2 separate regions of the Homo sapiens genome follow, and region 2 is linked to region 1. A link is a loop called in an ENCODE intact Hi-C map of the cell type or tissue named here. Cell type or tissue: mesothelial cell of epicardium. All regions are shown on one strand.

Region 1 (5,000 bases):
GAAAAGGATCAAAATTTATAGAGTATCTTTTAGAGTACTAGCATGGTCATTTCATTACCAACTTTGCAAAATAGGTATCATTGATCCCATTTTATAGACGAATAAGTTGAGTCTGATGGATAACTTGCTATGTGAGGGACCCAAGCCTGCTAATTCTACACTTTTGCACACTCTCACTTTATTGCCTACAGAAGAGCTCAGAAGGAGAGGGAGGGAGAGGGGGACGGGAAGTAGAACTGTCCCTGGGGTAGAAATAAATTGGAGTGCTGGACATGTGCATTAGGAGCCTACTAGGCTGTATTGCAGATGACTCAGTATGCAATGGGCAGGAAGGAGGGGTGAAGAGAGGAGTAGGCAGTTTTCTCCAAAGCTGCTTTACAACAACATCCCTGAGTGTGAACATAAGTGAGTCTACATGTCTATCTCTGCCTCTTCTACACATACCTTTGCAGGTTGCTGTGTGGAGTTTTTTGGTGCCTTCTTTTCTAATTTAACTTGATTTCCTTGAGGATGGCAGAGCTGGACATGTTCAGGAAACCTCAGAAAAAGAGCTGTATGTCACTAAGTCAGGAAGAGGGCCCAGAGGTCAGGGTTTCTCATCTGGGGCCATCAATACCGGCCTCCTTCTAGCTCTGTCAGACACTTGGCCCCTTCTGGGTACTCTGGCAGAGTTTGGTACCATTCTCTCACACTGAAGAGAGACCCTCATAGGTAGAGGCATTGCAAGCTGCAGGCTGTGGCTCACATTGCAATGTAGCTGTATCAGCCATGATTTTTAGTTACAGGCATCAGCCAACTCTGGCTGACTGAAGCCGAAGAGAGTTTGATGCAAAGAACACTGGGTGGCTGGAGAATCAGTAGGAATGCTGACAGTAAGGCTGGAGAATAAGCAGCCTGGAGCAGCACCGAGAATCACATGGTGGAAGGAGTCTGGAGAAACTTCTACTGCTTCAGCCATTGAATGTTGGGCACTATCATTGGCATCACAGTCACCTCTGTGCACAAACTTGAACCTGCAGTAGGGAGAGAGAGAACTCCACCCTTCCTGTGTCTAGCTCCAGAGTCAAAACCCAGGGTGGCACATGGTGGATGGATCCTGTGTACAGCCTGTGCCTGGCTGCAAAGGCTGCTGGGAAAGCCAGTTGCTGCATTTTTGGCATCTACAGTGGGAAGCAGCCACTGAAGACAATGAAGACTCATGAAGTGGGAACTTCTCAATGAAAAAGGAGTTCAAATATTGGGTGGCCAAATAAAATGATAAATATTCACTATCATTGCCTTAGTTGAGAATCGAGAAGCTGGGGGCAGTGTGAGGGTACTGATGGCAACATTCTCTAACAGGTATTGAGTGATTATTCTCTGGGCTAACTATTCTAAATGCAGTATCTCATTTAATCCTTCCGACAAATCTCCCAGGCAATTACTAATATTGTACCTATTTTCCAAAGGAGACAACTGGATTGTAGACATGACTGTGGCACATACCTAGTAGGTGTCTGAGCTGAGGTTCTGGCGTAGGCAGTCTGTCTTCTGAGACTGTGCTCACATTTTCATGATTGAGGGCTGGTGAGGAACTCTAGGGGTATTTCTTTAAGTTAAAGCATTAAAACCAGCTGTCCCTAGTGCTCATCATTCCAATTATGCCACATTAACTCCAGTCTTTTAAAAATCCCGTCTCAAGGTACTTCTAGGAGTCTCCAAGATGGCTTGTGTGAACACGTGTCAGACCAGGTTATTGGAGGCCACCGTGCTGTCACCTTCCTCTGCCAAGTCCAGGCCCACTGTGGGGACCGCTGTCCAGGCTTAGAAACTCCGGTATGAACACTGGTGGGCGGGCACTCTCCCGTAGCTGCCCTTGGCCACAATGGAGATCTCCCCTGGCCCTCTCCCAGACTGAGTCACCTGTACTACACAGTTTGCCCTGTTTGACACAACTGCCAGCCAAACCTGAGATCCTCCTGGGTCACTGGCCATGCCCAGGAGAGGCCTCGAGGAGCCAATCTTTGCAGCCCAGCCACAGATGCTCTTGGCCATCAAGGAGCTTTACTGAGCCCTGTCAGGGGACAGGAGGATTCACTTCCCTCAGCTCCCCTCTGTGAGACACCTATAGTAAGGCTACAGATTTCAAAGGGACGCCAAATTTGGTTGTTTCCACCAGCGAAACCCATTTTTGCCCTAGGGCCCACATAGATCATCAGCATAGTGATGTCAGCAGCACCCTTCAGGCCCAGGGGCAGAAAACTGCTGGTTGTGACATCCTTCCTCTTCTCCTCCCCTTTAAAGACCCTGCCTTCCTTTTTCATAATTGGCTCAAATCACTCTCCTCCCACTCTGATCTCACATTCATTAATTCATCTGGTCAACATCAAATATTCATTATGCACCAATTATCTGTAAAACGGGGATAGGAATAATGATATTTCATTGTCTTGGTTTCGGTCTTCGTGCAAGCAGACTTGAGACAAGGGCTTGGTTGCAGGCTTTTTATTCGGGAGGTGATCCCAGGAAGCAGGAGTGAGGGAGCAGGAAGATTGAGCAGGGAAGGAGGAAAACAGTAACCTAAGGGTGTGCTATTGGTTACTGCTGCTGGCAGTGGGAGCCCAAGTGCATTGGCACATCTGAGAAGCACACAGAAGCATCCCAGGATTGTCCTCCTGAAGGAAGGGAGGCAAGAGCATTTATCCATAGCTCCTAGCCCCCTTGGTAGATAGTTGCCTTGGGACAGGGAGTGAGAGGTTGGGGGTTACCTGCCCTGACCTTTAGAGGGCTGAGCTGATTTCTGCAGCTTTAGCAAGTCTTTAAGGCAGAGAGGAGCAAGCCATGGGCACATGCCTAAGTGGCACTGTCCAAGGAAGAAGCTCCTCCTTGCAGTTGGACTGAAGTCAAGAGTGGGATGAGGGGCCGTGATACAGCACGGAAAACATACACTACACTTTCTCATGAAGTAGTTACCATTAACTGAGTTAATTTATGTAAAACACCTAGAACAATACCTGCCCCCAATAAGGCTATATGTGTGTGTTTGCTGCTATTATTTGTGTGACTATTACATGTGCCTGGTGCTTCTCCAGGCTCTGTAGGTAACACTCTCATGAGACTTACTTTCAGCTCACAAAACATGCCTTGTTTATGTGTCAAAGCTCTGATTCTTGATACTGTCCAAGTTCTTTTGCCAGGAGATTCTCAGCCCCCATGTTTGGGGATGGCCAGGGGACATGGCCCCACTTGACTGCCTGCCTTGCCAGTATCTCTGATCCATTTTGGAGGCCTGCCCTGCCATGCTCTGCTTCCCAGGATCCTGAACAAGGATTTGAGAACTAAGGTTTGAATTCTGCATATGAAACAGTCAAACTCAAGTTGTCCATCTGCTGGGAAAAGAAAATAGCTTCAGAGCAAAGTCACTTGCCTTTTAATAATTGATGGATAAAAGATTGCAGCATGTGCAAAAACACACTTTCCAGATCTGCCACTAAGAACGGTTCGGGCAGAAGAAACTGCTCTTTCCATTGCCCCAGAGGCCAGGCCTGCCCTCAGCTAATCTGGTGACCTAATCCTTTCACATGGGGGAGGACCAGAGCATTTGCATACAAGCAATGAATGCATCTTTCCACCAGAGGCTTCCAGAGGCAAGTCCAATCTAGTTAGTGCTTATCTGTCCAAGCTGGCTGACCTTCTCCCAGTGCACAGTCCAGTCCCAAGTCCTCCCACCCCTGCCTTGTTCCCAGAACGAGTCTTGACTATTCTAGCCTCATACCTCGTCCCTAAGTTGCAACACTTGATATGGCTCCTTGAGGACTGCCTTGGCCATCTCCTTGTTGCCGCTCCCACTGACTGCTTGGGTTTCAGCAGTTCACGGCTTCACGAGGCAACCCCTCCCTCTTGGTTCTATGATAACATAACCGGTCACAGGCCTTTTGCCCAGCCCAGGCACTGAGGGACTGGGACCTGCCCTGGCCCCATCTTGGCTTTCACAAATGGGAGCTGGTGAGGTCTCACCCAGGTGAAACCCGGAATTCACTTTCCTTTCAAATGTTAATATGTTGCTGTGAAAACATGCCTTTATCAGTCCAGAATCCTGTGTCTGTAATCTCAATATCTAAAAGCTCTGAAAGCCAAAAGTTGGTTATAATCTGCATGGTAGCAAAATCTAACAGGGTTAATTTCATTTTCCAGAATTATCTGACCTGCACTAAGTGGAGGCTATCTATTGCCTTTATTGATCTCATTTGGTGTGAATACGCATACATGCTGCTGGAGAAATATTAATGTCATTGATTACGAGGTGTCCCAGAGCTCACTGGGGTGTTGATGTATGAAGTGGTATGTGCACCAAACTGCCTTTCTAAAATACATTCTGAATTCTGAAACATACCTGGCCCCAAGATTTTGGATGAGGAATTTAGGCCTGTATTAAAATTAACCCAGGGAGGGTTAGGGCCTGGGAGAAGTGACCATGAGTGGCCATTGTTATCTAAAGCTAATGCAGGGAGCCAGGGGCAGCAGTGGCCTGAGTTAAATATCACTGGATCCTTTAGTATAATTACAGAGTCAGGACTTAAGGAGAGTCATTGACATCCCTTTCATCAAAAAGAAAAGAAAGAATTGCTCCCTGTAATCCATACCCATTAATTCAGCATCTCCCCTAGATAGCTGAAACCCCTTCAGAAAGACTGGAATATTTTCTAGATAATAAATCTGGGTCTTTATCTTTCCCTTTTCTTCTTTCCCCTCTTCCCTTTGCCCCATCCCTGAACTTCCCCCTCTTCTTGTGTTTTTGTCCATAAAAGAGCAGCTTCTGTCATTCATGTGACAATGAGCCTCCTTAGGTAATTAAAGGGGAGTCTGCAGCCTGAACTACAAGTGAGAGGTCATCTTTTTCAGCTTATAGTCCTACCTCTACTGGGAGTGTGATTCTGGGGACAAGAAGGAAGAAACGGTGCCAAAGCGCATGGATGGCCAATTGTGCGCCTGGCTCTTCCATGTGGAGTAGGCAGTGGGGC
Region 2 (5,000 bases), 170 kb after region 1:
TGAGAACCTCAGAATGTGATCTTATTTGGAAAGAAGGTCTTTGCAAATGTAATTAGTTAACTATAAAGATGAGATCTCACTGGTTAAGGAGGATGCTAAATCCAGTGGCTGATGTCCTTATAAGAAAAGGAGAGGACACAGAGAGATACAGAGACGACCATATGCAGATGGAGGCAGAGATGGGACTTACCTGCCATAAGCCAAGGAATAATGAGAACCACCAGAAGAGGAGGAGGCAAGGAAGGATTCTTCCCAAGAGGCTGCAGAGAGGACATGGTCTTGCCAACACCTTTATTTTAGATTTCTGGTCTTCATAACTGTGAGAGAAAAAAAATTATGTTGTTTTAAACCACCAAGTTTCTGGTAATTTGTTATGGCAGCCCACAGAAATTAATGCAGCCTGCAAAGCGCTCAATAGGGTGCTTATCACATAGAAAATAATTGATAAATGCCTCCAATAATTATTATTTACACCTCGTAATGTTCAAGCATCAATCAGAGCATTCTGCAGTAGGTGGCAGAAGTATGACAGTTGCAAAGTCTGAAAGGCTAAGGTTAGAATAACAGGCTTTATTAATTGAGAATCTGCATCTTTTTCTATTTTTTTTCCACCCAAATCCCAAACCCTACCACTAAAAACAAAAACAAACTTTATTTAAACAACTAACTTTAACTATACAACTTGACACTAAATTTTAAAAGAATCCACAGCAATAAAAAAATTCGTAAGAAATAGGTATCTAGGTTCAGTTTGGACAATTTTTCGAACTATAAACCCTAATTATCTATATAGCTTAAGCTAACTGTGGCATTAATTCCCAAATTTCCTTGTAAAATATTGTGCTAGCGCTGAGGGGAAAAAAAAAAAAAAAAAAAAAAGACAGTGAAGAATACAAGTGGCATGGCTGCCTACATCAAACGGTTACAAAAGAAAAAGGACTCTGGGGCCAGGCATGGTGGCTCACGCCTGTAATCCCAGCACTTTGAGGGGCCGAGGCAGGTGGATCACAAGGTCAGGAGATCAAGACCATCCTGGCTAACATGGTGAAACCCTGTCTCTACTAAAAATACAAAAAACAAATAAATAAAAAATTAGCCAGGCGAGGTGGCATGCACCTGTAGTCCCAGCTACTCGCGAGGCTGAGGCAAGAGAATCACTTGGACCCAGGAGGTGTAGGTTGCAGTGAGCCGAGATTGCGCCACTGCACTCCAGCCTGGGCTACAGAGTGAGACTCTGTCTCAAAAAGAAAAAGAAAAAAAAAGAAAAAAAAGGGACTCAGGGCAAGTGTAAAGATTCTGTTTGACAAGCAGGAGGGAGTATTTCCAGAGGGGAGCCAGCAAACAGGACAAAGAGGACAAGTGCCATGAAATACAACCTAAGACGCTGTGCCCTGGCCCACTATGGCAGTGGCAGAAAGGTTGAAATACTTCTTAAGTTTCAAACCTCAAAACAAGGCTTAGAATTTCATTAGAGCCTACAGCTTATACTCTTTAAAAACCAACACCACCAATGTCACATAGGGTTAAGGGTTGGGCCACTCAGGATGGTGATCTCAGAATGGAGGGTCCACCTCCTGTGAGTGTGACACAGACTATGAATGAACAGCTGAAGCACGTCTTCCCAAGCTGGCTTCCCAGTCCAATACACCTGCCCACTCCCCTGGTCACCTACCACGACCCCACCTGTGGAAATGGCCATGTCTCTACCACTTTCCTTGGCCCTTAAATATCATTCATAGGTCCACAGGCAGATGCCTCACCCAAGCTGACCCAATCAGACTCTGCTGTGGGAATCTGAAGTTTAGAATATATACAAATATGAACTAGCAGTCTTTCCAGCAGAGTCACATTAATTGTAGACAAAGAGGTAGTGTGAAACTGCAGACTTGGCTGGGTGTTGTGGCTCATGTCTGTAATCCCAGCAGTTTGAGAGGCAGAGGCAGGTGGATGACCCAAGGTCAGGAGTTTGAAACCAGCCTGGCCAACATGGTGAAACCCTGTCTCTAGTTAAAATACAAAAATTAGCCAGGTGTGGTGGTGAGTGCCTATAATCTCAGCTACCTGGGAGGCTGAGGCACAAGAATTGCTGGAACCTGGGAGGCAGAGTTTGCAGCGAGTGCAGATTGCACCACTGCACTCCAGCCTGGGCGACAAAGTGAGACAGTGTCTCAAAACAACAACAACAAAACAAACAAACAAACAAAAACAAGAAAGAAACTGCAAACTTGCAGGGCTGTGGACTCCACACAGCTCTGATCCCAGCCTTCCTGGGGCTGGGGTTTCCCTGTTTCTCGGATTCCATGAGCTACCTTAGCATTTTTTAGTAAATTCTCATAATTTATTAATTAATGGCTTCCATTGCTTGTACTAGTACCATAGCCGTGTCCTCTGGGTCACACCCAGGGTGTAAGTTGTATGGATGGCCTCCCTGGCCAGGCAAAGGGTGTGCCGCAAGGAGTACTGGTAAATAAGCCAATCAACACAGCAGCTGAGCATCAGTAATGCAGTGGATAGGTGGGGATTATCTTAGTGGCTGGCACAGAATCTCAGATAACACACTGGCTGAACATCAATAATGAAAGGGGTTAGGTAGAATTACTTAGTAGCTGGTACCAAACTCCTCTTTAGTGGAGTGAACTGTCTTTGTCTAAAACATTTTTTTAAATAAAAAAATTATTCACTCCTGATCCAGCGAGGCGTCCATTGCCGCTCCCGATCGGGCTAAAGACTCACCATTGTTCCTGCACGGCTAAGCGCTCAGGACTTCGAAATCTTCTGAAATGTACCTTCACAAACCCCTTGGGAGATTTCAAAGAAACAGACAACTTATTTGAGGAGCCAAGATGGCCAAATAGGAACAGCTCCGGTCTACAGCTCCCAGCGTGAGCGACTCAGAAGACGGGTGATTTCTGCATTTCCATCTGAGGTAACGGGTTCATCTCACTAGGGAGTGCCAGACAGTGGGCGCAGGTCAGTGGGTGTGCCCACCGTGCGCCAGCCGAAGCAGGGCGAGGCATTGCCTCACTCGGGAAGCGCAAGGGGTCAGGGAGTTCCCTTTCCTAGTCAAAGAAAGGGGTGACGGACGGCTCCAAGAAAATCGCGTCACTCCCACCCCAATACTGCGCTTTTCCGACAGGCTTAAAAAATGGCGCACCACAAGATTATATCCCACACCTGGCTCGGAGGGTCCTACGCCCACGGAGTCCCACTGATTGCTAGCACAGCAGTCTGAGATCAAACTGCAAGGCGGCAGCGAGGCTGGAGGAGGGGCGCCCACCATTGCCCAGGCTTGCTTAGATAAACAAAGCAGCTGGGAAGCTCGAACTGGGTGGAGCCCACCACAGCTCAAGGAGGCCTGCCTGCCTCTGTAGGCTCCACCTCTGGGGGCAGGGCACAGACAAACAAAAAGACAGCAGTAACCTCTGCAGACTTAAATGTCCCTGTCTGACAGCTTTGAAGAGAGCAGTGGTTCTCCCAGTACGCAGCTGGAGATCTGAGAATGGGCAGACTGCCTCCTCAAGTGGGTCCCTGACCCCTGACCACCGAGCAGCCTAACTGGGAGGCACCCCCCAGCAGGGGCACACTGACACCTCACATGGCAGGGTACTCCAACAGACCTGCAGCTGAGGGTCCTGTCTGTTAGAAGGAAAACTAACAAACAGAAAGGACACCCACACCAAAAACCCATCTGTACATCATCATCATCAAAGACCAAAAGTAGATAAAACCACAAAGATGGGGAAAAAACAGAACAGAAAAACTGGAAACTCTAAAAAGCAGAGCGCCTCTCCTCCTCCAGAGGAACGCAGTTCATCACCAGCAACGGAACAAAGCTGGACGGAGAATGACTTTGACGAGCTGAGAGAAGAAGGCTTCAGACGATCAAATTACTCTGAGCTACGGGAGGACATTCAAACCAAAGGCAAAGAAGTTGAAAACTTTGAAAAAAATTTAGAAGAATGTATAACTAGAATAACCAATATAGAGAAGTGCTTAAAGGAGCTGATGGAGCTGAAAACCAAGGCTCGAGAACTACGTGAAGAATGCAGAAGCCTCAGGAGCCGATGTGATCAACTGGAAGAAAGGGTATCAGCAATGGAAGATGAAATGAATGAAACGAAGCGAGAAGGGAAGTTTAGAGAAAAAAGAATAAAAAGAAACGAGCAAAGCCTCCAAGAAATATGGGACTATGTGAAAAGACCAAATCTACGTCTGATTGGTGTACCTGAAAGTGATGGGGAGAATGGAACCAAGTTGGAAAACACTCTGCAGGATATTATCCAGGAGAACTTCCCCAATCTAGCAAGGCAGGCCAACGTTCAGATTCAGGAAATACAGAGAACGCCACAAAGATACTCCTCGAGAAGAGCAACTCCAAGACACATAATTGTCAGATTCACCAAAGTTGAAATGAAGGAAAAAATGTTAAGCGCAGCCAGAGAGAAAGGTCGGGTTACCCTCAAAGGGAAGCCCATCAGACTAACAGTGGATCTCTCGGCAGAAACTCTACAAGCCAGAAGAGAGTGGGGGCCAATATTCAACATTCTTAAAGAAAAGAATGTTCAACCCAGAATTTCATATCCAGCCAAACTAAGCTTCATAAGTGAAGGAGAAATAAAATACTTTACAGACAAGCAAATGCTGAGAGATTTTGTCACCACCAGGCCTGCCCTGAAAGAGCTCCTGAAGGAAGCGCTAAACATGGAAAGGAACAACGGGTACCAGCCGCTGCAAAATCATGCCAAAATGTAAAGACCATCGAGACTAGGAAGAAACTGCATCAACTAACGAGCAAAATAACCAGCTAACATCATAATGACAGGATCAAATTCACACATAACAATATTAACTTTAAATGTAAATGGACTAAATGCTCCAATTAAAAGACACAGACTGGCAAATTGGATAAAGAGTCAAGACCCATCAGTGTGCTGTATTCAGGAAACCCATCTCACGTGCAGAGACACACATAGGCTCAAAATAAAAGGATGGAGGAAGAT

The links. Hi-C counts contacts between places; a loop is a spot of excess contacts. Peaks named below come from ENCODE experiments on the same cell type or tissue, not always from the same donor. Only the 100,000 strongest peaks of a DNase experiment are listed, where the experiment ranks them.
Region 2: a loop joins it to region 1, with 27 times the contacts of the local background. A loop is called at or near these places in 1 of 110 quality-filtered maps.

What each region holds. Positions count from the first base shown.
Region 1 is chr3:41,074,844-41,079,843 of GRCh38, reverse strand. No RefSeq gene overlaps it. Among named protein-coding and RNA genes, the nearest start is that of CTNNB1, 120 kb to the left of the region's middle. In mesothelial cell of epicardium, no CTCF peak of the experiment used is centred here; no DNase peak of the experiment used is centred here.
Region 2 is chr3:40,906,265-40,911,264 of GRCh38, reverse strand. It overlaps LOC105377043 (a long non-coding RNA gene), which reads right to left. Exons shown (of 3, transcript XR_007095885.1): 3 at 1-317. Among named protein-coding and RNA genes, the nearest start is that of CTNNB1, 290 kb to the left of the region's middle. In mesothelial cell of epicardium, no CTCF peak of the experiment used is centred here; DNase peaks (open chromatin) are centred at 2,734, 2,924 and 3,074.